Regions from separate parts of the Mus musculus genome. Here all the other regions are linked to region 1. Evidence: chromatin loops called from intact Hi-C (ENCODE). Cell type or tissue: heart. All regions are shown on one strand. Links, peaks and the distances in the headings refer to the core of each region. The heading gives the core; the rest is flanking DNA. Region 1 overlaps Pik3r1 (phosphoinositide-3-kinase regulatory subunit 1). Region 2 holds the start of 5930438M14Rik (RIKEN cDNA 5930438M14 gene). Region 3 has its middle 31 kb from the start of Gm36475. Region 4 has its middle 57 kb from the start of Gm41042. Region 5 has its middle 71 kb from the start of 5930438M14Rik.

Region 1 (4,000 bases), core at 1-4,000:
GCAGATAAAGAGCCCGGTGCAGAGAAGTGCATAAATGAAAGAAAAAAAAAAAAGACTTACTTTGCAGGTTATGCATTTCAACGGTTTCGCTTTGAACTGCCAGTATCCCACAGAGAAAAAAAAAAAAAAAAATTCAAAGAAGCTGTTCTTCTACCAAGTGGTCCCAGCCCCTGAGGTTCTCCCGCCCGCCCGGTACCGGCAGTAAAGAACCTAGCTGGAGGAGAGCGCGCAAGGCGGGGGCGCGCGACTCTCAGCCCGGCTGCCGGCTCCCCGGGGCTAGGCTGCAGCGGGTCCCTCCGCCCCACGCCCCGCCCCGGCAGCAAGTCCCCGGCTCCGCGAGAAGAGCCCCCTGGGTCGAGCTACTGCACCGGGGAAGAAAGGAGCCCCGGCGGGCGCTCGCACGTCTCGCTCAGATAAAGATCGAGGCTTCATGATTAACTCGGGCAGGTTCAAATATTTGCTGAGCTAGGGATTTTGGGAGGGGGAGGGGCACCCAAGTCAAAGTCAAAGTTGTCATCAGGCTGACAAGTGGCCGAGGCAAGACTAACTTGCTCATTTTCGTCCGGGAAATGAGAAGGGCATTGTAAGGGGGTGCTGAAAATAGTCCTCCCTGGTGGCCATGGTGCCTGTAACGCGCTGGCAGCCCCCGCTCCGGGGACTCAAGTGGGCCGCAGTGAAGCAGCACAGGAAGTAATCCACCTAGTTCATCAAAAAATAGAATCAAAGCCGCGTTTGTGAAGGCCTGAACCTCTCGGAACAGCTCAGGACAGGGTGCCTCTCTCTCGTGTCCTCCTCCTCCCACGCACTGGCACAGTCAGCCCCGCAGGTGTTAACAGGAAAGCCCTTCACATAGCGCATCACACGCAGGCTAGCAGCCCCGGGAGGGCATCCTTCAAGCAAGCCCAGATCTTTAAGGAGTCAACTTCAGCTCACCTTCAAATAGCCCTAGGACTTTCTAATCTGGAGTATCTAAGAGGTGTGTCTGCACTGGGTTAACTGGTGTGTCTGCACTGGGTTAAGTGCTGGCTGGGTGTGACAAAGGGACAGAGAAGGACGCGCTTTCCCTTCTCTGGGATTCTAGTCTGTAATTTGAGAAAGTTGCAGCTAACTGGGTTTAGGGTTGCTGGGTGGACAGAAATCAAGTCTTTTCCTAGGAAACGTCCCCATGGCATCTGCCCAGAAGCCCCCACTTCTTTTGAACCATTAACGGAAAAAAAATCACAAAGCCCCCAAAAACTTTTGGTCCTAAATTCCATTCTCAGCCCACTGCCCCTAGTCTTGGCTTTCCTTGGTCATGGAAAGTCGAAACTAACAAGCTGAATTTACTTTCTTTTAGGCCACTCTGAAGAAAAACTAAAAACCAAAAAGCAAAAACAAACCCTCACACCTATAACAAAACTCTGGCTTTCTTGTTTTCTTCTTTTAGCTTAAGAAAAACAAAGGTCCTTCTTATTTTCATGCATTGCCCTGATCTCAAAAGAGTTTCTCTGGAAGAAACATCAGACATTGGCTTCTTACAAATACCTGTCTGTGCGACGATTAAACTGTAAATCTGACAGTCTATTTTGTCTCAGAACAAAAGTATCTACCGTTAAACAGTATATACCAGAAAAGGTCCCGAATAGCCATGGACAGGTTGTTTCAAACAAACTCCTCACTATATGTACAATCCCCTACCACGGAGGCTCTATTAAGGACATTAACTCCAAGTGTGAGCAGAAGCTTTCTGCTCTTTATTAGTTTAAGGAGGGCGCCCTCTGCTGGCAGAACGGAGTAAATCATGCCTGCTTAAGAGACAACCATCAACTTCCAGTTTCACCTCCTCCGTATCCAAATAGCCCCACAAATTAATAACACATAATTATAAATAGCTTATAAATATACGTAATTCACTACTAAACCAAAGTCACAGGTGTCACAATTACCTAGGAATTTATTTCCACTTGGCTAATAAGCCCCTTTAAAAAGAAACTTGTGCTTTCTTGGCATCCTATCTATTTGGGGCTGCTAAGACCCATTGCACATGCATAACGGAAGGCTCACTTCACCTTCTGGATGCTTCAGGCCAGTGAGAACCCCTTTTCTCAGGGTTTTGTACAACTCACTTCAGAGGCAAAGGCAGGCCAGGGTTCGACTTGCCAGTAGATTTCAGCTAGCCAAGAAACTCTCATGATTATTAACATGTGTTTCCAAGTTCTGTGACATGCTTTCTGCTCTGAACAAGACCTCTTGGGGCATCACCCGAGACCTGGAAAGCTTGCTTCTCAGAGACTCATGTGCACCACTGTCAATGAACAAAAGCCAGGGAAAACAGGCAGCAGGAGGGAAAAATGAATTATCCAAAGTTACCCAGGGTAAAAAGAATATGTTTCTTCACAATTCCAATGTAAGACATCTTAGAAAGTAGGGCCCTCCAGCACGGGGCTAATTCATGACTCCATATCCATGCGAGCTCAATGAACCCACATTAAGAAAAAACACCCTTTCCCTTTCCAGTTAATAAACAAACCCAGGTTTACATACCAAAAATATATAATAATAATAATCCAGACACAGGCTACAGGCTTTCTGCAAAGGCACACCCACGCCCACTGTCTAGCAGACAGAGGAACTCCCCCTCCCACCCCACCCCCCATCCTGTGATGTCTGTCCCTTCAGAGTCAGAGAAAGCTGTACCCTGAAAACAAAAGTAAAAACATGGCCTAGCACGTGCCCAGGGCAGCGATCACGTGGCACTCGGGGAACTCGAGTAAAACTTTTCTAGTTTTCATGAGATGGAATCAGCTCTCCCCTGTTCCTCTACCCCTCTTGGGGCCTGCATCTTTTTCAACGTCTCAGATCTTACCTTAGAGACAACTCTCTCATGTCAGGCCATATTTTAAACCCAATGGGAGGAAAAACAAATGAGAGAAAAGTGAAACTCTGAAAGTTATTTCCCTCGTCTTCGTGTTTGCTTACATCTACAGCTGAGAATGCAGCCCGGGGTGTTTCAAGCAAGATGCATGGATTCTGCGATGTTTTGCAAAGCACCAACAGTTAAAAATCAACCTTGACATGTGTAGGAGGGCAGCGGGGGTGGGAAGGTGGGGGGTGGGGGGGTCACTTCTTTCCTCCGCCTGGCTTGCGGGTGCAATATTAGCCTCCAATTATGCTACATTAATATTTCTGAATATATCCATGAAATCCGAAACACGGGTAGTATTCAGAGGTACCCTGTGTTCACAGTGATCTCTACTGTGGTTGCCCTGTGGGATCAGCTTAGCTCCCCCCTCCCCGTGCCCCTCCCTGCCCCCGCCCCGTCTGAGGAGCCTAAGGAATTCCAGAAAACCTGCTGTTCAGCTTCAGATATAATGAAGACTTCTCAACCAGAGGGGATGGAGGGCAAGCTGACAATAGAGCTCTGAAAGCATACTGTCCCCATCACCTGTCCCCATCTGTGTCTCCTTCCATAAATCAAGGAATCTTTACCTCAGAGGGCTGCTGGGTGCAGGAAATCAGTTGGCTTCTGAGATTTCACTGCAATCTGAACAGCTTATCAGTGTATGTGTATATATGGAGAATTAGGAGGCTGCTAATTCCAGACACTAATTGGAATGAATCAAAATGAGGAATAGCCTTTGTCTTTGCTTCTTAGAAATGTAGCTGAACCAATTAAATTTACAGTAAAAAAGCAAACAACCAACAACCACAGGGCAGTTTAAGATAAGGGAACAGGGGCTGAAGAACACACACAGGGAATGGGCCATGTTAACAACCTGCAGAGAAAGCACACCGGGACTGGTTGGGACACAGATAGAGTGGATGGCACTGGGAACACTGTGTACGGTTGTACTTTCTGTACACTGTGCAAGGGCACACTGGCAAGGTGACAGAGGGAGTGGCGTTGACACCTAGGCCACTCCACCCACCAAGACACACAGCTTGTTAAATCCTAACCACCGAGGGAGAGAGGTTCAACTCTCCTTCCACTACAAACACCTCGTGGAGATTTGTCCCCCAA
Region 2 (6,733 bases), core at 1,160-5,159, 460 kb before region 1:
GGCTGATCTCTATCTAGTTCTGCTGTTTGGAACTAATGAAGATATAGTCTTTTGTTAAAAGATAAGCAGGGCCGCTTTTCAGGGCAGAGAAAAGTGAAATAAGAACAGGATTTTGCGGAGCGAAAGAGATTCTTAGAGAGAGGCAGGGTGCACAGCGTGGGCTAGGATTAGGATGAAAAGAACACAAACTTTCCAGACAATAAGAAGGGTCCCATCAGATGTAGCATCTACATCCCAGTGTGATTTTCTCCAAATACAGAAAGCTGATTTTTCCACCACCTGTATGTGTTTGGATCACAGAGTTTTGGTGATCTGTATTGTCCCACCGTGCCTCTGTCTATGGAAGTGTGTGGTTACCGTTGAGGAAGAAGCTCACCGTTGAGGGCTTTCTCTGAGAAGTAGGGTAGCCTCTGCAGTCTAGGCAATGCCACATGCTCCCAGACACTCCCAGAGAGAAGTGTAGGGAGGACAGTTGGCCTTGCTGGTGGACAGTAGGATTAAGGTTTTCAGTGACACAGCAAGTGTTTACTTTCTACACAGTAGGTGATTCTGGGTATCTCCGGTCTCTTTGCATCCTCTTCCCAGGTTGGATTGAAAGGTACATATTGGGTTTGTTTTATTTCTGCCAGCATCTTAAGCATCAAAGCAGTTGGGCAAAAACAAAGTAAAACAAAAACAAAACAACAACAACAACACACACACACACACTAAATAAATAAAAAGCAGAAGACACTGCCAGAATTCCCATCAGAATATCCATTTCATCCTAAGCATTGGTTTTGCTGTAATGTCAGAAGTCAGTAGTATTAGTATCTGGTCTCAGCCTGTTTGGACCACCCTGGACATCCACCTTAATCTGCAGACAGTGAGCAAGAGAGCTAGTTTTACACCATGCATCTCATTCCCACATTATACATCTGTTCTCAGAGATGACATGAGGATGTTGGTCTTGTCTTCCTCGTCCCTGTAGCAGGGTGGCAGGTGCTGCTGCTCCTGTGGTTGGTAAGGCTAATTGCCTTGCTCTGGATCTGGGGGGTGGGGGGCACATTGGCTCTATTCCACATTGGCTTTGTTTGAGAGTGCATTAAAGATTTTCAGTTATCCTGAAGACTTTTCAGCAGGACTGGGTACAGCCTACAGGGATATACAGGTCATCAGAAGAGGCAAACATGATACCTAATATCCTCTTCAGCATGTCTGTCAGCCAAAATCCGGGGCAGAGGTGCATTTCCCAGGGTTTATGAATCTACTAACTTTGTCAAAAAGAGAATGGTCAGGCCAGCTAATTCTGCTGTTGATAGAAATTATAGTCATCTAATATTTTACAACTTCCATGAAAATCAGCTTAATGTGTGAAGGCTCCTTGCTCTTTTCAGTAGGTTTTTAAATGCTATAGCAATTACTTTGGCTGCAGTAAAAACTTGAAACTATTCAGAGTATACGTAGTTTCCTTTCACTATCCCGAGTGGCATACATAGTTATTACGATTTAAAGAGTTTTGGCCGTCAGAACATAAAATTCTAAGAGCTTGAGTGAAGAAGTGGGGATGAAGGGACAAAGGAAGAAAGGCGAAGGGAAGAGGAAAGGATTTTTGAAAATGGCTTTTAGCTGTTTAATGACATTTTATAGTCTACTGTCGATCTGAAAGCCCCTTCAGAGGGCTCTGTGGGTCGCTCCATCAATCCCCACTTTTCCCATCAGAGTTGATAAAGACGAATGGCAACAGACATGAAATATGGGAGAAGAGATGCTAAAGATGCGAACAGTTGATTGCTGAAATCCTGCCAGGTAGTTTTCATATCCCAGAGTCCCAACACCTGTGGGGATGCTTGGACTGTGCACATGGCCTCATTGTGGACCAAGCAAATGAATGAAATGTAACTTCTTGCTTTGTAATCCAAGGGTGGCGTGTGTGTGTGTGTGTGTGTGTGTAGCCTAGGGTGGAGTGTGACAAAGTACTACTGAAGATAGAAAGAAACAAGGCTTTTGGACCAGGACAAATGTTAGCTTTACTTTCGTTCCCATTAATCCTGGGTTTGTTTGCTTTGATGGCACTGCCATTTAAGTATCACAGAGAGTAATTGAGAGCATAAATATTCATTATTAAAAAGTCTGAAAAGTGCACAGGTGGGTGGAGAAGAGGACTTTCATAGCCTCTTTGAGAGCCTCCTCCCTCACGTATTCCCTGCCCAGTGAATCTCATTAGTTGGTGTATAAGAGAGGAATTGTAATTCTGTCATGGTTGAATGTATTCTATTTCCTTCTGGTATTTAGAGACCCTCCCCCACCACAATTCCATAATTATGCCTTTGTGACAAGAAAGGTATAGGGATTCTCTGGGGCTTGGGAGTATCTTTGCTCGATCCTAAAAGTGTCTTTCTATTCCCTCTGTGCAGTGGTTTCTTCTTATCCTGCCTAGGATGGAAAGGTACAAAATGGGCTTCTAATTTCATGGTTGAAGTGACAAGAGATAATATCGGTGCAGTTCCTGGCAAACATTTTTTTTCTAATACAAATCTAGAATTTGTCTGTGTGGCCACAGCATGGTCAGGAAGATAAGCAGGTGTATGTGTGCATGTGTAGCTTCAATTTGTGTGTTCTTTTCTGAAGCAGCCTAAGATTTTGGCAGAATGATGTTCTCTATTTGCTGGGTGCAAGTACAGGTGGTTCTTCTGAGCATTTTGTAGCATCCCTTGAGATGTGATCATGGTAAGTGCAGAGTATTGGTCCCAGATGAAAAACAGGGTGTCAGTCCCCCTTAATTTCAGTTATTTCCAAATGTTAGCTCCTGCACAGCCTCTGCACATTGTTCTCCGGTGCTCACAGCAGAGCGATCTACAAGTAGCCAAGAAAGGAGAGGGTTAAGGAAAAGAAATGGGGTCCAACATGAACATCTTTTCCCCTTTTCAGCTTTTTAGAAGATAAATGTTTCAGATTTCAATCTGTGGTTCCCAGCAGTTCTTTGGGAACACTGCAGTCGGCCCACAAAAATCGCTACTGCTGAGCCAACCATAGATAATGCGTCTCAGCAGGGATGACATAATGTGCTAAAAGAAGACTATGATGTAATGCCCATCTCGGAGATCAGAGCCAATTTCCGTTACAAAGCCTTGGAGTCTAGCAGGAGGTAATGAGCTAGCATAAATTGTGTAGCACGGATAAATTCTAGGTCTCATGTGCCTATCTGCATTTTTTAAAGGCAAAAGAAGAAAATAAAATAGAATTCCTAGATCAGAAGTATGTTTTCAGCAAGAGTCTTTGCCCACTCTCAATCCAGACAGCACACTGCTCAAGGCTGGCCCATCACCTTGGCCCACATGGGAATTCAGTGTCTGGGTCTATAACCTGCAGTAAGGTGGTGATGTCATCCCTAATGTTCAGTTTGTGTCTGCAGAGACCGTTTGGGAAGAGGGCGTGGCGTTTGAAGGAGATTGTGCCTTTCCTGGAATGTTGGAGTAACTAGGTTGGAAATGCCCCAAAGGGACTAGAGGTGAGGAACACGGAGAAAAGGCAGGATCACCTTGAAAAGCTCATTAGGGCAACCTTACTCTGCTGGTGGAAGTCTGTGCACCAGGGCCAGGGCTCCCAGATAGGCAGTCTCCTGCTGCCTCCCTTGATTAATTATGCATTCTGACCTCCTAGGGTGCAGCCTGCCTGGCAACAGGCACCCGGAGTCCACCTCTTGGTTGTCTTTCAATAGAAACCTTGAGGACGGCCATAATTCATCTAATCGATGAAAGTCTCTGAGACGCGCAGTGGGGCGCGCCGTGCTCGCTCTCATGCCGCCTGCACATCTCTCCTGCTCTTCTTTTCCTTCATTTAATTTTTAATTGCTCGGAGTGTTTACAGGAGGAGCCCATTTCCGTTTGTTTGTTTGTTTGTTTTCTTTCATGATTTCTGTGCTAATCTTCACCTGGGCTTAATACCAGCTGCTCCCTCTGCGTCAGCCGTTCTCAACCTTCCTAATGCCTCGATGCTTTAATACTGTTCTTCACGTTCCACAGATGCCGTGACCATAACGCCACTTTCATTGCTGCTCCATTACTGTACCTTTGCTACTGTTATCCATGTGGTCTTAGGTGACCCTTGTGAAAACGTTGAGAACCATTGAATGAAAAGGGAGTGGTTTGGTTCACTGTTTGATGCAGCTCAGGATCAGAGCTTACAATTCTGGGTTGTGACAGTGTTGGCAGTTGACCCGGGCTTGGTCAAGGGAACGCTGTACCTTTAAGCAGGAAATAAACATTGGGCACAGATGAAAACGTTCTGGTGTAAGAAAATGAGGAAAATGAAACAGAAACATGACGTGTTGGCCATGTTGAAGAACTGCTCTTGGGAACACGTAAGCTGCAGTGGATATTGCTTTTTAGACTTTTCTGTGAAGTTCCAGCAAGTATTTTTATTTTTTCTTGCTAAAAGGATAGTTATCCTCACATCCACCGGAGGTCAATTTCAGATTTCCCTCGTTATTCAAATACTATCCATGGTAATAGCTTTTTATCGAGATTTTTCTAGTGGACAGTCACTCTAAAATATTTTCATGGAACATCTCCTTTAATCCTTACCAGAAACGTCTGAGGCAGTTGGTCATCTCCATTTTAGAGCAGAGCTTGTGGGTTTGAGTCACTAGCTAGGATTCCAGAGCTAAGAAGCTGACCATTGGGCACCACTTCCCTCCCTTACATCTCTGAACCCACCAGATTGGGGTGGAGAAGGTCTCTGTGTTTAAGGACAATGGGTTCTTTGTGTTAGCCTAAAACAAAGGCTTTGCATTTGTATCACTGGCCCCAGAGCTTGCAGTACAGCTGGTGCTCAGTAAGTGCTGGCTGCCTCTTATATTGAAAGGGAGAGAAAGGAAGAGGGAAGCACTCATCATGAGTGGGAGCCCAGCTGCTTCGAGTTTATCAGGAAAGACCACTTGAGAAAGACGGTGGGCAACATTGTCTATTAGGAGCTAGGGAGGGGACTGTTAACTCTTTGTCCTCATATTATGATTGGTATTGAATCCAGGGCCCAGGACCCTTAAGCGTGTGGCCTGCTGCTGAGCTATACCCTGAGCCCCTGGCCCACATTCTTTAGTATCTGTCCAGATAATGAAGGTGTCTTTAGAGACCAAGTATCAGAAGGCTGCTAGGTGCAGCTGGGATGGTTTATTAATCTGGAACCCTTCATAGATAGGCGTTCCTAGATTCAATAATGCCATTTCCTAAAAAATCTCTAATGTAAAAAGGAAGGAGAGCAGGGGCATCCGTAGACACCTAGGGAAGCCATGTTGGATAGTTTGTTTGGACAGTTTTTCCTTTACAGTCAGCAGCCTGGCGCATTATATTTACACATCAGCAAGGATCATGCTGCTTGTTTTATTTATTTATTTTTTTAAAGTCTGAAATGTCTGTGATGTCTGGTGTCGCTGCTTATTATGAGTCTTCTCTATTTTGAAAACACACAGAAGAGATAATGAAATTAAAGAATTTTACCGGATGTAGTGGCTCGTGCTGATAAGCCTTGCACTTGAGAGGCAGAGACAGGAGGAGTTGAGTGTGTCTGAGGTCATCCTGAGCTAAGAGACCAAGTCCCTAATCAACTGAGGGTACATAATAAGACCCTGACTAAACAAACAAACAAACAAACAAACAAACAAACATAAAACCACCAAGCAAGGAAAGTGTGTGTGTGTGCACAGGTATCAATGGATAAAATATTTTTAATGTATGGCAAACAAAGCCCATCTCTTTAATTAATCAATACTGAGCAACAGTGAGGTCATCTCAGTGGCACACTCAAAGCCTCACACTTCCAGGTGTCCCTTGATGTGGATTTTTACGTCCACCAGAAGGCCCCGAGGAGGCTTGCAGTTTCAGTCTCTATAGCAGAACTCCTGACCTTTCCTTTCCGCATTCCCAGTGTCCCACATGCCAGTCCATTTCCCATTCCCACAGCAGTCTTCATCTCTTGCTCTCTCACCCCTAGTTCTGTCACTGGGACTCAACGGGTATGTCCAAAGTGACAGTTCATCACCTGGAGAGTTCAGATTGAGCTTGTTAGCCTCCTCCTCTTAAGAGTCCACTAGCTGGCTTCACACACACTTCCATCCCTCTAGTTAACCTCTCCTGTGTTAGCCAAACAGGTCTAATCGGTACTTGCCAAGCAAATCTTTTCTCCCTTGCCCCTGTGCCTTTTCTGTTGTCAAGGCTCTTTGCTCCTTGTTCCTCCTCATCCCTGCTGTCTTTGTGTCCTTCTCCTCACTCTTCTGACACATGGTGATGAGTGAGATCGATTGGTGACATTTGAGAAGACAACCTTAGATTCTCTGTTCATTGAGATATTCTGGCTTTGCTGGATTCTGACATACAGTGAGGAAATCTAAATCTGCCCTAAGGATGAAGCTCAGAGTGCCGTGTGTGTAACAACAGGTTCTTAGATCCCTTCAACAGAAAGTGCTTTACCATACTCTTCTTTTGACTCCATCAGTAATACTTAGTTTGACTTAACTCTAAAAGCCCGAATCTGAGCCATCCTGGTGTCACAGCTTCGGCTTCGTGAGATCACATTCCTGGAGTTTGCAGGGGTATGTTTGTCTTATTAAACTATAAGTTTCTAGTGAGAAAACTACGTCTCTTTCATATTCATGCGCCATCCAGCGTGCAGCAGAGCTCTCAGCACACAGCAGATGTTCAGCAGATGACTGCTGAATAGATGGGTGACTGCTTTAAGATCCATACTCACAATACCG
Region 3 (6,733 bases), core at 1,639-5,638, 190 kb before region 1:
CATTCCAACTTCGCCAGGGGCGAACAATAGCTACTTTCTCCATTGCATTTTTTGTTTGTCCGTTTTGGTTTCCTTCTGTGGATTTATTTGACCACCAGCTCCTCTCTCCCGCGTTCTTTCATCACATCTGGAGGGTAAGCTATCCATCTTCTTAGATATAGTAGTCCCCTTGCTGGGTACTGTGGTAAGACATCATCGGCAGGTCAGATGACAGCACAGCCTTCCCTGGCCACAGACCCTGCTCAGGGATTCTATTCCACCTTGAGTTTCTGAACCTGTTTGAGATCTCTCCACTCTCTAATTCTGCAGTTCTTTACAGGAGATGATACCACTTCCTGCTTCTACGAATTGATAGACACCACGCTACGGCAATGGCTTCCGCATCTGGCAACAGACCTGCATGCTTTTCCACATCTGTCTTTTTCCTTTCCCCTTCTAGCTGTAGTGAAGGAGTTGGTTCTTCTTCATTCTAAGATTTCTCCATCCTTCTGGTCTTTGAATCCTATCTGCCTCTATCTTTTAACTTTGATAACTCTACCTTTCTTTATAACTTCACATGTATGTGTCAAAGACAACCTAGTTAAATTAAAATTCTTCCTTGGAGCCCCCTCAAAGCAAATTTCTAGCCTTTGTCATCATTCCAATGCCTCTGTCCTTGCCAGCCATCCCCCTTGGTCTTCCTTGCTAAATCTAGCACATTTCCTTCTTCTGACCAGTGCCACCAGCAGTCACCAAGATGCAGCTTTCAGCCATACTTCCTCAAATGACTGGATCTCTCAGAGGCCTGTCATGCTGTTAGCTGTTGCATGTTCACCTTCAGCAAGAAGTCTCCACTTCACTGGCAGGATACTGACTAAGTTTCTTCCTCACCTGCTGGCCTGCCCTTCCTTTATAATCTCCTGCAGCTCTCTTCTCTTTCCCAGCCCAGCTATTACATGTCCTCTTCCCATCTGACATACTCATCAGATGATCTCACCCATGCCATGCACACTGGTAACTTTCAAACCTTGAAAGTTACAGCCAAGAAAATTCTACAGTCAAGAACTTCTACTTAGCCTTGGATTCACAAACTTCTCAGCTCACTCAGCATCCCCAAGTAAAATCAGACAGATCCCACAAAGAGCATGTGTAAACCTGAACCTGCAATCTTTCCCTCACCACTCTTTTCTTCCTCAAGGGAATGACCTTCCCTTTCATGCAGTTCTGCCTATAAAAAGGATGGGAGTCACATATAGTAAATGCTGTCATTCTTACCTGTCTATCATCTATTCACAATTATAGTGCTAAATTTGCTTCTCTACTCTGTGTGTACTTGATATAGAATTGGTTCTACTCTTGAGCTCCAGGCACAAACATATTGCTTGAGACCAGCTAATGAGGTTCCATTCTAGAACATTTCCTGAGAATATTGACAAGTCCCCTTCTGCTAAAGGAGTGAGTGTCCAGAAAGGGTGCAAACCCAGAGCTACCAGTAGCTATTTTGTTAGCATGAGAGAGGAGCTTCAAGGAAAGGGTGAAGCCAACACAAGAATAGGAAAGAAAGGTATTGTTAAAGACATGATCTGAATTCCTGGGGTGAGCTGTGTTGACACATCGGATCTACTCAAGGACATTTGGGTACATGAGACAAGACATTTTCACTAGGTCCTTAGCTAGCTTGAACCTGGAGTGTAATTACTTGCACAGCTCCATAACACAGTCTAAATAGTTACATCATTGCATGTATTTCCTCCTTCCCTCCCCCTTCTCAATCACATCAGTCCCTACATCTTTCTGGTTCCACTTCCTAGAAAGCTAAATGGATCTCTAAGTTGATCCGCTTTAGTCTACTCTGTCCACCAATCAAGGCCAAGACATTCAATCTCAACTGATCCGCTAAGGTGGCATTCCATCAGGTTCATTGCTGTCTTGTCAGCAATCTTGTCTTCATGGCTGTCTCCTCAGTGTGGTCTTTATCCAGAAGCGAGCATGTCCTTAGCAAAAGCATCAATCAGATCATGCTTGCTACTGCTTACAGTCATTCACTGCTCCTTCTTGCCCATACAATCAATACAGTATTGCCATGGCCCAGGGCCCTGGATGCGCCGACCTGGACCTCATTCCTGGCTCATCACATTCCATTTTGCCCATGGTTTCTCTATTCTGGTCATAAGAGAAATGACTCACAACTAACTCCAATATGTTAGCAAATTCTTATTTCTGATGCCAAAAGTAGGCTTTGCCTTCCTTTTCCAATAGACATTCCTTTAGAGAAGCCCTCCTTTGCACCAGACCAGACCTGCCTCCCCAAGTCTCTCCCTGTGCCTAGATAACTTCTATCCTCTGCCCCCTCAATACCAGCCTGTGTCATCATTTAATTTGGTACTTTGTGTTAACAATTAACTTGTGGGTTACCTTCCCTGCCAGACCTGAAGCACCATGAGGGCAGACCAGGCCTGTTTGCTTGACCACACTCTCTTGCTATATGTCTGATACAAATTTTGACTGACTTTGCTATGTTTAGGTCTGAATAAACTTAAAGAAAAACAAATGTGGGCTACAGAGAGAGAAGATGGCTCAGTGGTTAAGAGAAGAAGAGATGTTTTCCAAGATTTCAAGCAGGTTTACAAATTTCATTTTAGACTAAAGGCTGTACATTTAAAATCTGACCATCTGTTATACCAATAAGGCGTAGTGATTGTAGGTGAAGATAAAGCAGAAAGTTAGGCAGTTTTTTTTTCAAATCTGCTTTATGTAAAGAATAAAATCTGAACACACACACAGAGAGAGAGAGAGAGAGAGAGAGAGAGAGCAAACTTCAACCTTCCCTGTTTTTTTAAGTTTATGAAAAATTGTTAAATTCATGTGCTTTACTGGACAGGATATCTAAAAGCCATGCAGGGCCCTGCACTTGAATTTAGTTTGAACAAACCAACTGTAAAAAGACATTTTGCAGACAAGCAGGGCAAATTTGAACATAGACTGGGTTTTAGAGGAGATAAAAATTTATTGGCAAGGAAAGATTCATAAACTAAAAAAAGCAGTTTACAAGCAGCATGTACAACACTATCTCATTTTGATAGAAACATGTAGTGTATACAGGTGTTAAGAGTGGTAACCTGTAAGGGGTAGGAATGTGGGGCTAGCACTTTTAAAACTTTCTTTATCTGAATTTATAACTTTCCACAAAGCACACATGACTTTTGTAGTAATAAAACTTAAAATAGCGATTAGTTTTGCAAATGTTAAAGAAGGCTTACACAGACCCAAATTTATTCTGAAAGCCTTCCAGGACATTTTTTTTTTTCTATGTCCTACACCTTAGGAATGAATAGTATGTCCTAACTTCTGGGCGGGTCTCAGCATGAAGGATTAAACATTTCAGCACTGCTTGAAGCGAAGGGGAATCAATCAATTACTGAACACGCCTACATTTTCTCCTGGCAATGTCGTGAAAGGGCCTCCTGATCGCTTGCAGAGAAGCCACCCTCACAGTGAGGGGCTCACGCTATTACAGGCAACACTGAAATGGCCATTTCCCTCTCTAATGGAAAAATCCACAGTCCATCAACTCTTAAGAGTAGCAAGTATACAGAAAACTTAGAAAATGCTGCGTTCCAGTTGTCTGAGAAGGAGAGGGAAGGGTATTTTGATGACAACTGAAAAAGCCAGGCAAAGGTCATTATCAGACAACTACTGAACTGCATATTTATATTCACATCCTGGAAAACTTTTTCTCACAGGACTAAGTGAAGCTTGCATCCAAGGTGGTCCCTGTGTTCCTTATGTGAACAATGAAGTCTGGACGAAATCTAAGACTTAATTAATTCACAACTATGTTTCATTAATTAATTATATATTGTATATGGTTAGAACACAAATACATCTATAGACACTGTACATACATCTATATATAGCAAATATATATTTGCTAGCATTTTCCCTGGGTTCCCACACTGCTGAAAGAGTCCCCTGTAGAGGGCACTAGTCAGTTGTTAACCTTTGTGAATCTGTTTAAATCAAGGGAAGGAAGTGACCTGAAGGATCACATAACCAACTCTTCCTCCTCAGGAGGTAGAAACTGAGGCCCAGGGAGATTGGGGGTGGGGGTTAGGAGGAGGCTTGCTCAGTCACAAAGCAAGTACCGTACAGAGCTAAGAAAAAGTCAGCCTGCTTTGTGGTTTTTAAAAAGAAAAGAAAGAGAAATACAAAACCCAGAGGCCACAAACCCATTTGCATCTAGTTGACCATTTATGAATCACAGGCCCTGAAGACCACAGCACTGGCACCATACGTACATGATCCCAGAGAGCCCACTGTTTGAAACACTTCTGTAAGAGGCATTTCATCACCGAGTCCCTCCCATCTGCAGTATCTTGCAGCAAAATTTGCTGAGCCTTTACCATTTTCCCAATAACCCTTGTTATCTAAACATTACCAAATACATTTGCACAGCTCTGAAACTGCATTAGTAGGAAGGATACACCGTGTTTCTCTTTCTCCCGATCCCATCAAAAGCAGTCCATTGTGAACCATGCGGTGGAGCGGGTTCATTTATTTTGTTAGGATTAGGCAAACTGGACTGGCAGTGTGGTTTCCAGAAAGGCTGCCTGATGATGTGTCACCTTACGGTCAGGTTAGAGAAACACCTTAGATGCATGAGTTCATTTCTGTTGCTGTGATAAAGCACCATGACCAACAATGGCTTATGGGAGAAAGAGTTTATTTTGGCTCATGCATCAAAGGGCGAGTCTGTAATGGCAGGGGAAGCATGGCAGCAGGTGGCAGGAGTGGGAACTGAGAGATCACACCTTCAACAGCAAACATGAACCAGCGAGAGAGATAGCTGGAAGTGGGTCCAAGCTATGAATGACGTCTGTAAGCCCACCCCCAATGACATATTTCCTCCAGGTGGGCTTCATAACGTCCTCAAGCAGCACCACTGAGCAGAAACTAAATAGTCAAATATATGAGATTCTGGGGACATTTCTCATTTAAAACACCACATATGATTATGTATGTCTTGCCCATATATCGAAACTGCTGCTCGTGGACCCCGTCTATATGAACCATGGTTTTATATGTCTGATGTTTTAGCTTTTCATTTCTCTGTTTGTTGTTGTTTTGAGGAATAAATGAGTTCAGGACAGCACACTGTAGTTGGGGAATCACAAACTTTGGAACCCAGGAGACAAGTTAAATTTTAACTCTTGCTTCCATTTATGAATAAATTGGGTCTAATTCAGCAAATTATTTAGACTTTGAGCATCAGACTTCTTATCATAGCATCTATCCCGTAGGGTAGGGATTAAAAAAATGTATGCAGTAAGAGAAGATGGTCTGTTTTGAGATTTAGAAGAGAGAAAGCAGAATCCCACTGTGAAACAGATTCAAGGTCATGCTACTAAGAGAAGGCATTGTTCTTAAGAGTCTGAAAATAGACTGAATGGGCTTTCCAGTGCATGGTCTTCAGTTCTCAATCCTCTCCAAGTTACTCTGACAGTAATTTTATGATTCTTTTACCCATGTGGCAGTGGTATTGCTAGTATCCAGCCCACATCACCCCACACATTTCAGAGATAAACCTACATGCTCAGGAACATGAGAGAACGAATCTGTGAGATAACGGCTTCTCTCCCTCCTTAATATTTCCTGGGTGCAGAGAAAACATTCCAGCATCTGTGTCCAGAAAAATCCAACATTTTCTTGCTGTTGATAGGAATGAGAAGGCAGGTAGCATGTTCCAAAGGTTTGATGGCCCAAGTACAGGTACCCTACTGCTGTTCCAGGCTCTTTTAGTTTTGAATGACCTATTCATACTTAGGTAACATGTGCTGTGAGGATTTTAAGAGATGCATTGCTTCATCCCACTGCAGCAGGTCTGAAAAGGAAGACACTATCAACTTCAATATGTTGCTGGAGAACCTGGAGTTTGGGGAAAACTGCATGCTTGCACAAATCATTCATCAAGTTCCCAGTATGGTAAAGCCTGGCTGAACCTCTGGAATAGGGGCTTCCTAACTCATTCTTTTTTTACTCATACTGAATTCTCCAAATGTAGCAATAATATGCCCAAAGGAATAAAATCAAGGAACCTTAAAAAGCCTCTGCAATCTAAAATGTTACTATCCTCATAAGCACGTGACTTCATTCTTTGAGCATTTTCATTAGAACAACTTTCTTGTCCAGAAAACCCTTACTCAGTAAAGTAAGGGTTGTTTTGTGGTCATTCTAGACACTTCCAGAAAGATCCATCGATTTCTCAACTGAAGGCATCATGGGAAATTTTTCTACCAATTTGAGCATTTTCTTAGCCCCCTCATCTCAAAATCTCTACCTCACTGTCTCCAGCAACCCTACAAGATCCCATCATTATGATCCTCACCCAACCCAAGCCCACCCTCACATGCCTGCGAGAGAGGATGCACATTGTGAGATGCACATCCCAGTTCCAATCTTCAAAACTTTAAGAGTATCCCCCAAGGTCTCCCTCAACTTTCACTAGCTCTTTTCAGACTCTGCCAAAGCAGCATTCCTCATTTCCTGCAAGGAACTGATTCTGCCTCCTCAGGGACATTTGACAGTGTCTGGGGACATCTCTGATTGTCACGGCTGGGTCAAGGTGGAAGTCAGGGATGCTGCTGATCATCTACAGTGTACAGAGCCTCCTCCACCCAGAACAATGAGTGTAGATGGGTTATTTTGATGATATTACGAAGCCAGCATTTGATCCACAAACAAAATGGCTTCGTGA
Region 4 (6,733 bases), core at 1,506-5,505, 760 kb before region 1:
TATCAGTTCACAGGGTACTGATTTCTCTAAAGTCTTTGTTATGAGAACTGCATAGAGGCCATGTGATCATTCCTCTGTATAAGTTAAAACAGTTGTTTCTCCTTTATCAGTCGCTATTTCTTCTCCTCTTCCTTCCTCCTCATCTCCTTCCCGATCTTCCCATCTCAGCCTTTCTACAAGCCATTTTTTTTTATTGTTTATTTTAGTTTTTCAGTGCTGAGGACAGAACCCAGGGTCTTGAGTGTGCTAGACAGGCACTACACAACTGAACTACATGCCCAACTCTTAAGTTTTCTGAGGCAGGGTCTTGTGTTTGTAGCTCAGTCTGGCTTTGAACTCTGGACCCTTCTGTCTCTATCTCCTAAGTGGATCACCACCATGCCTGGCACCCTAACAGCCACTTTTTATTGGAATAATTTTAACTATTTATAAGAGTGTTTTGAGACAACCAGTATTGTTCCTATTTTCACAGATAAAGTCCAATAAAAGCCCCCCAGGGTTGAACTTATGGCTCTAAGAATCATCAGAGAGGATTTTTAATTTTCAAGAAAAGGAAGAATGTTCTCCGTGGTTTTTACCCCATCTTGAGGAGAGGGAAAAAAAATTGACATTACCCTTTTCTTTTCTATAAAGACAAAATATACCCAGGAGACACTTTTTGTGTGTGTGTGTTTGCTATTCAATAGCTCCTGAAAATACATCTTTTTGAGACAGGGTTTTATAGTTCACAGAAGCCTTGAACTTACGATGTAGCTGAGGATGGCTTTGAACTTCTGACCCTCCTACTTCTACCTCCTGAGTGCTGAGATTTCCAATGTGCATCACCACACCTGGGTTTTGTGCTCTTAGCAGCCAAACCTTCTGTCTGGCTCACAGCTGTCTGTAACTCTAGTGTCAGGTGATCCAAAGCTCTCTGTTGGCCTCCATGGGCACTGGGTACACATATGGTACACAGACATATGTTCAGGCAAACACTCAAATACATAAAGTAAAAATAAAATCTAAAAAAAAAAAAGAGACGTGACTTTCCTGCATCTCAGTGATTTCACATTGCCCTGTGAACAACGGCAGCTTCTGTCAGTCAGTATCCCCCATCTGTGCGCACTTGAATCCTGTTGTTTTGGCCATACTTGGTACTCCAGGTCTCTGAGATCTCGGGCAGTTCTGTCTCTGCCTCCCATCTCACCATAGGAGTGCTGGGGTTATAGGTACACACGATAGTATCTTGGCTTCTTAAATGTGTGTTCTTGGGTCAGGCTTGTTGGGCCATCTCACTGGCCCCACAATTAATTTTTACATATGGAATGACTTCAGAGGGGAGCCTGTGCTTTGACACCCATTTATAGGCATGGTATAATAAAGCAATGCACTGCATAGATGGAAAATGTCCCGCACGTCCAGTATTTGAAACATTATAGCAATGGGAAGATTTGGGGCAATGGTGACAGGAACAGGGCCCTTCTAAGCCTTGCGGGAGCACATCCAGGAAGGAATTAAAAGACTATGTATAAAATGCCATTTCTCATTCTTCTCTGAGGATATTTGCAGGCAACTGCTCCAGGCACACTAAATGGTTCACTGGCAGAAGAAAATGTTGGTCTCACAGTGGCTCTGTTTCTTCAAGGGCAGGTGAGAGATGCACACTTAACTCATCCTAAGAGACTGTGTGGCTCTGGGTAGATGAAAGGTTATATCCTTTGTCAAAAATCTAATTTCATGAAATTATTCACTCACTCTGCAAACAGACAAACTGGAAAAATAGGTAGGGCAGAAAAAAGAAATTCTTTTCTTCTTAAGGTACCATGGAAGAGAAAAGTCTTTATTGCCAGTGACCCTAAGTGAAAAATTAAATTGGGAGATATGAAAGAAGTTAGGAGGCCCAAGCAGGTTTCACGGGTTAGAAATACAGGGCACAGTATTTTAATCTGGAAAGTACTGAGAATAGGTCTGAGAGAGATACAGTGATACTTAGTTTGAGTGTGCACCGGGACTGATACTCTGGCACTGAAGCACACCTCCCCCTCACAGTGTGTGTGTGTGTGTGTGTGTGTGTGTGTGCGCACATGCACGCACATGCAAAGGGTGTGTTGGTCTAATCAAAGGGAATGTATGTTTAAAACCACTAGATAGGGTTTTCCCAAACTTAACAAGGTGGGATTTTAAATTCTCTCTGCTCCAGCTTCCTTGTGTTGCACACACCTTGGAATGGCCTCCTGAAACAGGGTCCTATTGGTAGAGACTGGATGAATAATCTAACTTTTTCGTCCCTTAGTCTCCTCATCTTTGGACTGTGGATGACAAGAAATAGTTGCTGCATTACTGGGTGGCTTTGGGAAGGCTAGATATATGTGAGCTAATATATGCATATGCTAATATACAAGGCATTCAGCATGATTGTAACATACTGTGCCATCAGTCCCATGTGTAGATATTTGGAAATATTTTACATTATGTAGGTAGGAGCAAATACAAGTAAACATACTTTTATAAGAATGATAGCTCATAGATACGTATTATAATCTATGTATGAAATACATATGAAATACATAGTTTCCTTTATATAAACTTTTTAAAACTAAAGATACAAAGATTATTTCATAATAATAAAGAAATCTTTTTCATTTTTAAAAAAGTTGCATAATATTCCACTGTTTGGATGTCAATAATTCAGACGTTCTTTTTCTCTTGATGAATATTTCATTAGGCTGTTTGAAATCTCTCCTAAACGGTGTGATGTTTTTAAGTCTCAAATGCTGGATGAAACCGTCCCTGGGAAACATTTCTCTAACGTGGTCCACAGGATGGAGGGGGTTTCTTGAATCCTCTCTTGGTCCCTTCCTTTAGTAAAGGGACTCCGGTCCTTCCCGATAGTAAAGTAGAGCGTGCTGGTGTCTAATGGAGTTTGTGCTTTGTATTATCAACATCTATGGAATTGAATTGTTATCTGTTTCTACCCTGGTGGTGTGGTACTAAAAAACAGCCCTTAATGAGAGCTTGTTGACACAACCCAGAATGCAACCCTTTCCCAGCAGAGTGTCAACTCACCAGTAGAGGGCGCTCTTCTTTTGGGAAAAATAATGTCTCTGGGAAGAAAATTTCCACTTAAAACCCCAGTCCTGGGCTGTAGTGTTCTTCTCTGTGGGTAAATGGTGTGCTGTTCCACTGACCATCTAGGGATTAGCGCATTACTGCGTGAATCTATCTTCTGGGTGTGCGATGTATGTGCAGCTTGGAGAGGAAGAGAGTCTGGCATTCTCCTAGGGCTTTAAGGGGAAGGTCTGTGGTTTGATCCAAACCAGGGTTTGGTCCTGATCTTCCTGTGTTGTAGTATTAGAAGCTGAAAGCATATTTCAGGCCATGTCAGGGTATATTCCCTGGGGTATGCTTATAAAACATGTTAATAGTGAATTTTACCCTGTTGGTGAACTCCTGTGGATGTGAGAGGGTACCTGTGAAAATTCTTATGGTCACTTCAGAGAGGAAGAGCTTAACGATGTCTTGGGGACAGTCACTTCTCTTCACTGTCTGTGGTGTTCTTCCTTGCATCCCTGCTCAGTAAACCAAGACTCGGAGCAGTGCAGATAGCTCAAAGTCACTCAGCAAGTGTCACTGCCCACCCTCATACTGCTTCCCCCGAACTTCTAAGTTCCTGAGCTGAAAGTCCATTGCTGTCTATGTGACCAGAATACAGCCTGTTTCCCCTTAGAGCAGTGGTTCTTAGTTTGCGGGTTGCAAACCCTTTGGTAACCGTCATCTCCAGAATTACTTGATTATAATTCATAACAGTATCAAAATTACAATTATGGAGTAAGCAACAAAAATAATTTTATAGTTGGGGGTGGGGGAGTCACCAGAACATGAGGAACTGTGATAAGGGTCACACATTAGGAAGGCCGAGAAGCACTACCCTAGAGCATCTCCCTCTTTCTGCAGGCCCCCACCATTTGTCCTTGGTCTAAGAAGGCCAAGGTCACTGACCTGGCCCCAGCGAGGAAGTTTCCCTTCTGTTTCTCAGTCCAATGTTCTAAAGATAGGAGGATATTCACGAATTTTGGTTTTCCACTCTTTATCCTGGCCATTACTGGACGAAGCTCAGGCACAGGCAAACAATGTCGAATCGACTTCCTTGAAAATGGAAGGCCTGTCCCAGCCTCTGAGTCACGGGCTCAGGTGCGCGGTGCGCCTGAGGCTGGCCTGGTGCCATCTTGTGAACACTTGTGGAAAGGCAGGGTGGCTGCTAGCATGCTGCACGCTAAAGCTGCCTTTCCTGTCTTATTTCCGGTTAAGAAAGAAGGAGCAGAGGAGGAAGAGAAAAGGTGACGTCCAGTTCAGATGCTCGGCAGCTGAACCCTCTGGGAACTTTTAACAGCTCCGTGCATAATCTTACACAGGCAGGGCATAGGCTAATGGAACTGATTAGGGGAAACCAAGTTAGATAACCTTTTCTGTTCTTTTAAAGCTCATCACATCACTTTCAAACTCCACAGGCAACCTTCCAAGATTTGTGTTTGAGGATTTTTTTTTTTTTTCCTGTATAGATGACCTCATTTCTATTCCTAGGGTTACATACCTGCCAAGCATTCACCGATAACACTTGTTAGTTCAAATCTCTCTAGGGTTACAATAAAGTGACATGCAAGTTTCTAACTGAAAAGAAAAGACGCATGAAACTGATGTTAAGAAGCGGGTTGCAGCAGTGGGGTGGTAGCACACACCTTTAATCCCAGCACTCGGGAGGCAGAGGCAGGCAGATTTCTGAGTTTGAAGCCAGCCTGGTCCACAAAGTGAGTTCCAGGACAGCCAGGGCTATACAGAGAAACCCTGTCTTGAAAGAAACAAAACAAAACAAAACAAAAAACAAAAAACAAACAAACAAACAAAAAGAAGTGGGTTGCAGCTGACCCATCCCCAAACTTTAAGAACCCACACTCATGACTGACTTCAGTGAAGCTTGCCTTTCACCAGGGTGATCTGGAGGGCTTGCTGAGCTCCAGGGCAGAGCCCACCCCAGAGCTCCTTATACTTTACGGTTGGGGTGGGATCCACAGTGTTTAACAAGTTTCCTGGGGCTAATGATGTTTCTGGTATGGGGGACTTTTTAAAAATATAGGTTTGGTTATTGTAAGGTTGAAAAGCCCAAGAAAGCCGAATTATGGATTCTCCTTTCCCAGTTGGCTGGAGAAAGTAGTTATTCTGACAGAGAGAGGCAAGGCTCAGGAGGTGGAGCTCGGCTCCCATTCTTCTAATGCTTCCAACTATGTGATCCTGGCAGAGTAACCTTCTCTTCCCGGCACCTCCATTTTCTTATCTGAAAAACAGGGGTCTTCTAGCTCATAGGTTTGTGAGTGCGTATATATGTAGTATACCACGCTGACACATAGAATATCTATAATGAGCTGCTGGGGATATGGCTTGTTTGCTAGAGTGTTTATCTAACACATGGGAATCCCTGCTTTTGTTTCCACGCACCACATAAACATGGTGTTAGGGTTGCATGCCTATAATCCCAGCTCTCAAGAAGAGGAAGACCAGAAATTCAAGGCCACCCTTAGCAACATATTGATCTGAAGCTAGCCTGGGCTACATGAGACCCTGTCTAAAAATAACCAAGAGCCAAAACAACAACAAAACTGAAAAAACAAAACAACATATCCCCAAATCCCAAAACACAAAAAGCTATTGTAATGAATAGCTATTCTTTAAAACATTTGAAACTGAAGAAGAACGAAGACCAAAGTGTGGGCACTTTGCCCCTTCTTAGAATTGGAAACAATCACCCATGGAAGGAGTTACAGAGACAAAGTTTGGAGCTGAGACAAAAGGATGGACCATCTAGAGACTACCATATCCAGGGATCCATCCCATAATTAACCTCCAAACGATGACACCATTGCATACACTAGCAAGCGTTTGTTGCAAGGACCGTGATATAGCTGTCTCTTGTGAGACTAGGCCGGGGCCTAGCAAACACAGAAGTGGATACTCACAGTCAACTATTGGATGGATCACAGGGCCCCCAATGGAGGAGCTAGAGAAAGTATCCAAGGAGCTAAAGAGATCTGCAACCCTGTAGGTGCAACAACATTATGAACTAACCAGTACCCCAGAGCTCTTGACTCTAGCTGCATATGTATCAAAAGATGGCCTAGTCGGCCATCACTGGAAAGAGAGGCCCATTAAACAGGCAAACTTTATATGCCCCAGTACAGGGGAACGCCAGGGCCAAAAAATGGGAATAGGTGGGTAGGGGAGTGGGGGGGGGGAGGGTGGGGGGAACTTTTGGGATAGCATTGAAAATATAATTGAGGAAAATATGTAATAAAAAAAAACAAAACAAAAAAAACATTTTTATACATCTTTGAAGTAGTTACGTTTACTAAAAATAGACCGAAATAAAAATAATTAAATACAAGGCACAGGTACTTTAAATAAGTGTAAGGTGGTAATACTTTATTAAATTAAAAAATTCCCTGAAATGAAATATAGCATCTCCATGATCAGCCTTTGTTGTTCTGAGGTTAAGAGAAGTTGGCCCCTGTGCACCACACTGCTGAGGAGGAAAAACATCAGAACAAAGATTGCATAGAGGCATGATTAGGTAGCTTTTAAAACCATGAAACTCGAAACTTTCCCAGCTGTGGGAGTAGGCACAGCTGCTCCGAGTTTTAAAATTTGTTCTTGAGCTTTCCACCCCTTGCAAAATTGACTCCCTTCCTGGCGTGCCTTTGGTTAA
Region 5 (6,733 bases), core at 1,620-5,619, 530 kb before region 1:
GAAGATGATTGTTACATAAGCCTAGAGAGATAAGTTCAATGCCTGGAATTCATGTACATCTGGAAGGAGTGTACAGATGCCACAAAGTTGTTCTTTGACCTCTATGTGTGCACCATAACATTCACTCTCCTCAATGATAGAAATAAAGTAAAGTAAACCATGAACATGGGAAGGTGATAGGATGAAGGGAGTCAACAGGAGAAGGAAAGGGATTAGCGAAGGCTATGGGGTGGGTTATAATCACAATAGATTGCACACATATACAAAATGGTAAAAATAAAACCAATGTTAAAAACAGTACAAGCTTAAATTAAGGGCTATCCTGCACAGGATGTGACTTCTCTTCTCAAGTTTTTGAAAGGTTAAAGAAGTGGCTATCTCTAGAAAACAGGCACACACGTGCCTTAGGGTTTGGCCTTACCTATTACATCACATTAGCCTGTGCAGTGTAATTTTTAAGGAAATCATGGCTTATTAACAAAAATCAACAGAATAGAATGTCCGAAAGTGGCTGCACACGAGTATGGTGGCAGGATTCTGATCAGAGCTTCCAGTCACTACATTACAGGGAACAGCCCTTCCAACAAATGTTGCTGGGAAGACTGGAGACCCACACTGGTGAAAAAGAAAACAAACTGTTTCTTACTGCATACACAAACAATGGCTTTGATGGCTCCTGGGATTGAACATAAACCACACATCATAAACCTCCAGGAGAGCACAAGAGGATATCTTGGCGGCATAGGCAAGACTTCTTGGACAGGGTGCAAAAAGAACTTATCCTAATAAATTGGATTTCATTGAAACTGAAAATGGCAGATTATCAAAGGCTACTGTTGATAAATTGAGTACATATATTTACTATTTGTGGAGATTATCCAGCTTCTTTCCCATATAATAAATGTATTGTGGCAGTTGAAAGACTAAGGTGGGACCCGATGGAATGAATTAGCAGAAGGGACACTTCCTTCCAAACCTGATGACCTGAGTTCAATACCTGGATGCCTTAAGGTGGTGATAGAACCAACTTCCAAGAGTTGTCCTCTGACCACATGCCACACTGGCACTGTGGCATGCGCGCATGCACATACACACACACACACACACACACACACACACACACACACACACACACACACACACATATACACATACACACTGACCAAATTTAAAAAACACATTTAAAGGTGATGGTAACCAAACTCTGGTCCACTGCAAGAACACAGGGCTCTTAACCACTGAGCCATCTGTCCAGCTTCCCCCACTTATCATCTTTGAGATAGGGCCTCTCAGTGAACATGAAACTTACTTGTTTGACTAGGCTGGCTGGCCAGCAAGCCCCATGCATCATCCATTTCTGCATCTGCGCTTCTGCAGTGTGGATTATGGGCATCCACTCCATACCAGACTTTTTACTGGGCACCGGGGATTCAAAATCAGGGCCTTATGCTCGCTAAGCAAGTGCTTTACTGCCTGAGGCCGCCGTTCCCCACACCCTCGTCTGTTTTAAATTTAATCCCTATAATTAAAAGAAATCTTGGAGTCTTGATAAAAATACAATGCTATTTTTAAACCTCCCAAAAGAAAGAAAGTAAATAGATAAGGCAGACTGAGAAAAAGTATTTATAGTAGATATATGGTACAGAATATAGTAGAATATCCCAGTCAGAACTAAGCAACGCATCGCATAATCGAGAGACTTTCGGGTGGAATGACAACTTAGACACTACCTCTGTGTAACTTGGTAAAGGAGAGGATCAGAAGAAGATAAGAAAAAAAGAAAAAGAGAAAACCAGCTATTATTCCAAAGGCAGGAAGTGCTTTGGACATCCACAAAACCAGTAACAAGATACCTGGGAACTACTCACGGGAATGCGTGGGTGTGTGTGTGTGAGAGAGAAATAAGCCCAACACAGCACTAGCCACACTGCTCCTCTGTGAGGGGAGGGAAAGGAGAAAGTGCTTCTCTTTCTCTCATCAGAAAGATGAGCCAGCTAAGAAGCAGGCAGTTGTGCCTCAAGACAGTCACAGACCTTACCAGCCTCAAATCCAGCTGTGGGTTTTGCTGAGACAGAGATCCCTCTGGTAGACCGTGACTCAGCAGTAGAGGGAATCCTGTTGTATCACCCTATGCACATAGAGAGCAGTGGCTAGGTGCCACTTTATTTTTTAAAGATTTATTTCTACTTTTATTTCATTTTATTTTTGTGAGTGTACATGAGTGTATGGGTGTGTGTATGTGTGTTTGAGTTTTCATGTTTGTATATGTGTGCCTTGTGTGCAAAGTTGCCCATAGAAGCCCAGGAGAGGGCATTAGATTCCCCTGAGCTGGAGTTATGGATGATTAAGAGCTGCTTGACCTGGGTACTGGAAACCTAACTTGGGTCCTCTAATAGTAACAAGTGCTTTGTTTGTTTGTTTGTTTGTTTGTTTGTTTTTTGTTTTTTGTTTTTTTGAGACAGGTTTCTCTGTGTAGCCCTGGCTGTCCTAGAACTCACTCTGTAGACCAGGCTGGCTTCGAACTCAGAAATCTACCTGCCTCTGCCTCCCAAGTGCTGGGATTAAAGGTGTGCGCCACCACCACCCGCTCTTAATCACTGAACCTTATCTCTGTCTCTCCAGGTACCATCTTGAATGATAATCTGTTTCTCGGAAATGACCTACTATGGCCTTGTTATAGGAAGTGTGTCACTGGGGGTGGGCTTTGGGCTTTCAAAAACCCGTTTCAAGCTCAGAGTCTCTTTCTTCCTGCAGTCAGTGAATCCAGATGCAGAACTCTCAGCTCCTTCTCACAGCATCGTATCTGCTTGCACACTTCCATGCTCCCCACCACGATGATAATGGACTAAACCTCTGAAACTGTAAACAAGCCCCAATTAAATTATTTCCTTTATAAGAAAAATAAATCTCCTGCAAAAGACTTATTATCTATTTTATTTAGATGTAAATATATATACATATATATAAATTTATAAGTATTCATTTTCTATCTTGACTCATGATTATATACTATTCCACTTAATTCTGTTACTTGAATAGTTGTAGATTTTGTTCTTGCAATAGATTTGGCTCCTCTGGATTGTCCACCATTGCTTTCATTATCATTCTTCCTATCTTAACCTCTTACATCATAGCACAATAAAATGTTCCACTCTCGTTTCATGTTTCTTGTGGTATTCCTATGCCAGCAATTTCTTCTAAGAGCTCTAAGCCTTACACTGGACAACTGTGTTACAATAACAGTGGCTCCACCTTAGTTTATTTTTCTGATGTTGTGATAAAATAAACTGACAAAGAAAAAAGAAAGAAAGAAAGAAATGACCTACATAGGCAGGCTGAGGATAGGAAATAATCACAGGCTATAGAGCCTCAGTTTGGCCTGCAAGAGCTCCTCTGTAAGGGAAGGTCCAAGGAGGCACCTGTGGAGAAGAGCAGGGTCAGATGCTGACAGAATGGATACAGGAGGTTTCATCTAAGCAGCGAGGTACACTATAAGGAAAGGGAGCCTTGTTTTTCATTGCCAGGAGAAGATCACAACAAAATAAATAACCCTGGCATTTCATATGTCTGAGGACAATGGATGGATCAACCTGTTGGACCACTTATCTGCCACTTCCTACCCAGAGTCTCATGTTGTACCTGATACCCATAGCTACATCTCACAGCAAGGTGATTAATACTGAGGGAGTCTTGAGAGTACAAAGACAGGCCTTCTGCTTGTACAGATCTTGGAGCTGCGGTGTTTTTCCACAGTCACAACACAGTTGAAAAGAACCTCTGGCTTCTTAACCAAATCCAGAGTATTTGGATCTGGGGTATCTCAGGAGGGCGAGAGAACCCTGCAGAGCTATGTATGGCCAGCAGAGGCCTCTGGTATGCAAAGGGACATTTCTAAAACAAAGACAGCTCTGACAGACTTCAAACACTTGTCCAAGACTCAGCAACAGCACAAACCACAGGAATGTTATGACCCACACATTCAGTTGACATCTACCATGACCCCAGTGATCATAACTGGCAGTCTAAAATTTTAGGACCTAGAAAACTGCTCTAATGCTTTATCCTGTCTGTCTTTCCACCTTTGTTTGGCCTTGTGAGCACCCTTTGCCCACCACTTGCTACATCTTAATATATGTTACATTGTTATTGAAATAAAAATTTATGTTTTATTTCCCTTCCTATGTTCCTCAAATTTTGTCTATATACATTGTTCTCATTATCGGTCAACCTTTTTTGTTTGACTTAGTTGCTGCCAATGTTCCTCCACTCTTCTTCCTCTTTCTCCTCCTCTTCCTCCTTATTGTGTCTTATTTATCTCTAAAATATTTAGGAATATTTGGATTGTGCCATATTTTAAAAAATTGTCCTTCTTAAATTTACCTAAATTTGTATTTGAGCATTTGTTTTATTGGCGATTCTTTATTTTTCTCCCCACTCTAACCTTTTGCTTTTTTGCCTCCTCCTCCTTTTACATCCTTCTTCTTTAGATACCCTTTCTAGTTCTCTCTGCCTGTTTTCCAGCAAACTTATTGTAGTGTCTTTTGCTATTTTATATTTTAATGGTCATTGGGGGAGCTTCTGTCAGTTTTAAATATACTTTTCATTTCTTGTATGACATTGAGCATAAGAAATGGAAGGGAACTGAAATAGGCAAGCTATAGCCAAAGTTCTCAAACTAGGTATAGCATGAAGTTATCAAAAACTGCTCTAATACTTTATCCTGCCTGTCTTTCCACCTTCTAATATTGGCACATAATTGAACATATTGGCAGTAATACAGATGGCATTAGAATATAGGTTTCCAGACTTGGAAAACAGTGCTATTCATTTATTAATTTACATATCACTTTCTAGAGATTTGGGTAACAATAGTAATGAAAATTGAAGAGGACAGGTGAGCCTTATTTACCATTTCATTAAGTGATAAATGTTGTACAATAGTCATGGGTGCCCGGAAAACAAAGGCAGGTCAGACTTCAAGGCATTTTCTGTTTAAAGAGAGATCTAGACAAGCAAATGGTGCTGATAGGGCTGTGGAGCACAATTGGACTCATGACCTCACGGCAATGAAAGAAATCTTTTGATCTGAGTTTCCCGCATGAAGACTTTGAGAAAAAATAAGTTTATTTAGGATCAGATTCCGGGAAGCACTGTGAGGGGGTAGAAAGGAGAGAGAGGGAGAGGGGGAGAGAGCAGAGAGAATATAGCAGGTGTGTTCATGAGTAGGTTTTTGCTGTGGCAAATAGCACTCAGTCCTCTGGATGCTAAGAATCTGTGTACTACAGAGCTCAGACTGTCTAGGTGAGGGGCAGGCAAGCTGGCTGTGGACATTATCTAGCAATGCCTGGACCTCACTGCTTGAGAATTATTCCTGGATGTTGACTTGTTGGTAACTCAGCCAAAAACTATCTTTGACACAAGTTTGCTTTTACTTAATGAGATACAGGCAGTTGCTGCTATGCATGAGTAACAGTCTAAAAGCAACCAGGGGGACATGAAGTTAGGAACATTGACAAGGTCTACCAGTAGGCTAGTCTGAGAGCTAATTAACTGGCTACCAGTGGCTGCAAAGAGTGATAAATTTCACATAAAAAGGATGCAAGGTACAAAAGTTCAGAAATAAATGATAATTCAGTGTCTTACAGTGACTTATGAGGAAGGTCTTGGGGGTGAAGGGCATGTGTTGGGGGAGAGGGCAAAGAGAATACTGGCAAGAGGATAGTATGGGAAGACATACATATTGAAGTGCAAGGGTCTTATGTTCTTTGGTGGTATAGTTGGGTTGACATTACCATCTTGAATCATGGCCACTGTGATGATGTGCAGGAGACCCTCACAAGAGGAGTCATGTTAACATCCCCTCATGGATAGGAAGGAGATGCTCAGGAGAAAAACATTGGTGGTATTTGTGAGAGAAAGAAGAAAATATCTGTAAAAATGTGAACCCTACCAGGCTGCCGCTGAAAATGTGTGTTGCCTTTTCATTTGGGTATGAATGAACCTCTTGTTCTTTAAGTTTCAGAAAATGCAAGCTAACGGTGTGTGGGAAACTGCACACGTGTGCGCCTGAAGCCATCATCTGCTGGTGAAAGCTCTCCTGTGGGCTGTCGTGTTACACCTGTGGCTATGGTCGGCCTGACCATTTATTTGCCAAGAACCTTTAGGAGGGACTGATGTTTTATTCTTATTTCTCCACTGGTCCAGCCTTGTGGCTATATTTGTGTTGGCCACTGTCCTTTCCTTCACCAGTTGGGAAGAGCTGTATTTCTGTAGTCATTTGACCCCCTCTGTTAGAGAAATAAAAAACCCAGAAATGTCAGGACTAAAATAGAGTTCCCTAAGGATGTGACTTTCTTTTGGTGACAAAAAACAAAAACAAACAACAACAACAACAATAAAACAACAACAACAACAATAACAAAAACCAGCAAGTCCACTTGTGACAGAACAGCCTCTTTTAAAACCTAATTGTACACGGGCTGTTCTGACTATGGTGGAACAGTGATGGATCCCCGTGTGGGAAGATAGTCACACCAGGAATATTAGTTTTGTGCTTCTCTTTGGTAACTAAATTTCATTTTCCAACATTACTGCAGATTGTGAATTATTCATAGCCTCTCTAGGGCATTTTGCTGGTAGAATCCAGTCTTGCCCTCTACAAATTAATTTTGATTCTTCCAATATAGAAGAAACTTTGCATCCTGACTAGTTCTTATTTGTACCCCTTCATGAA

What was found. Hi-C counts contacts between places; a loop is a spot of excess contacts. Peaks named below come from ENCODE experiments on the same cell type or tissue, not always from the same donor. Only the 100,000 strongest peaks of a DNase experiment are listed, where the experiment ranks them.
Region 2: a loop joins it to region 1, with 2.4 times the contacts of the local background. A loop is called at or near these places in 7 of 42 quality-filtered maps.
Region 3: a loop joins it to region 1, with 6 times the contacts of the local background. A loop is called at or near these places in 30 of 42 quality-filtered maps.
Region 4: it touches region 1 in a loop (8-fold over the local background); 16 of 42 quality-filtered maps call a loop at or near these places.
Region 5: it touches region 1 in a loop (8-fold over the local background); 6 of 42 quality-filtered maps call a loop at or near these places.

Annotation. Positions count from the first base shown.
Region 1 is chr13:101,694,316-101,698,315 of GRCm38, forward strand. The region is part of intron 7 of Pik3r1 (phosphoinositide-3-kinase regulatory subunit 1); the gene reads right to left. Among named protein-coding and RNA genes, the nearest start is that of Pik3r1, 72 kb to the right of the region's middle. In heart, for the core only: a CTCF peak has its summit at 1,764 (motif pointing left); DNase peaks (open chromatin) are centred at 536, 1,776, 2,716, 3,836 and 1 weaker place; H3K4me3 peaks cover 1,107 bases; H3K27ac peaks cover 1,247 bases.
Region 2 is chr13:101,230,579-101,237,311 of GRCm38, forward strand. The region is part of intron 2 of Gm36427 (a long non-coding RNA gene); the gene reads right to left. It overlaps 5930438M14Rik (RIKEN cDNA 5930438M14 gene), which reads left to right and starts at 1,549. Exons shown (of 4, transcript NR_046158.1): 1 at 1,549-1,788. In heart, for the core only: no CTCF peak of the experiment used is centred there; a DNase peak (open chromatin) is centred at 3,043; H3K27ac peaks cover 1,198 bases.
Region 3 is chr13:101,506,150-101,512,882 of GRCm38, forward strand. No RefSeq gene overlaps it. Among named protein-coding and RNA genes, the nearest start is that of Gm36475, 31 kb to the right of the region's middle. In heart, for the core only: a CTCF peak has its summit at 3,950 (motif pointing right); no DNase peak of the experiment used is centred there.
Region 4 is chr13:100,936,786-100,943,518 of GRCm38, forward strand. No RefSeq gene overlaps it. Among named protein-coding and RNA genes, the nearest start is that of Gm41042, 57 kb to the right of the region's middle. In heart, for the core only: a CTCF peak has its summit at 3,047 (motif pointing right); no DNase peak of the experiment used is centred there.
Region 5 is chr13:101,158,064-101,164,796 of GRCm38, forward strand. No RefSeq gene overlaps it. Among named protein-coding and RNA genes, the nearest start is that of 5930438M14Rik, 71 kb to the right of the region's middle. In heart, for the core only: a CTCF peak has its summit at 3,855 (motif pointing right); no DNase peak of the experiment used is centred there.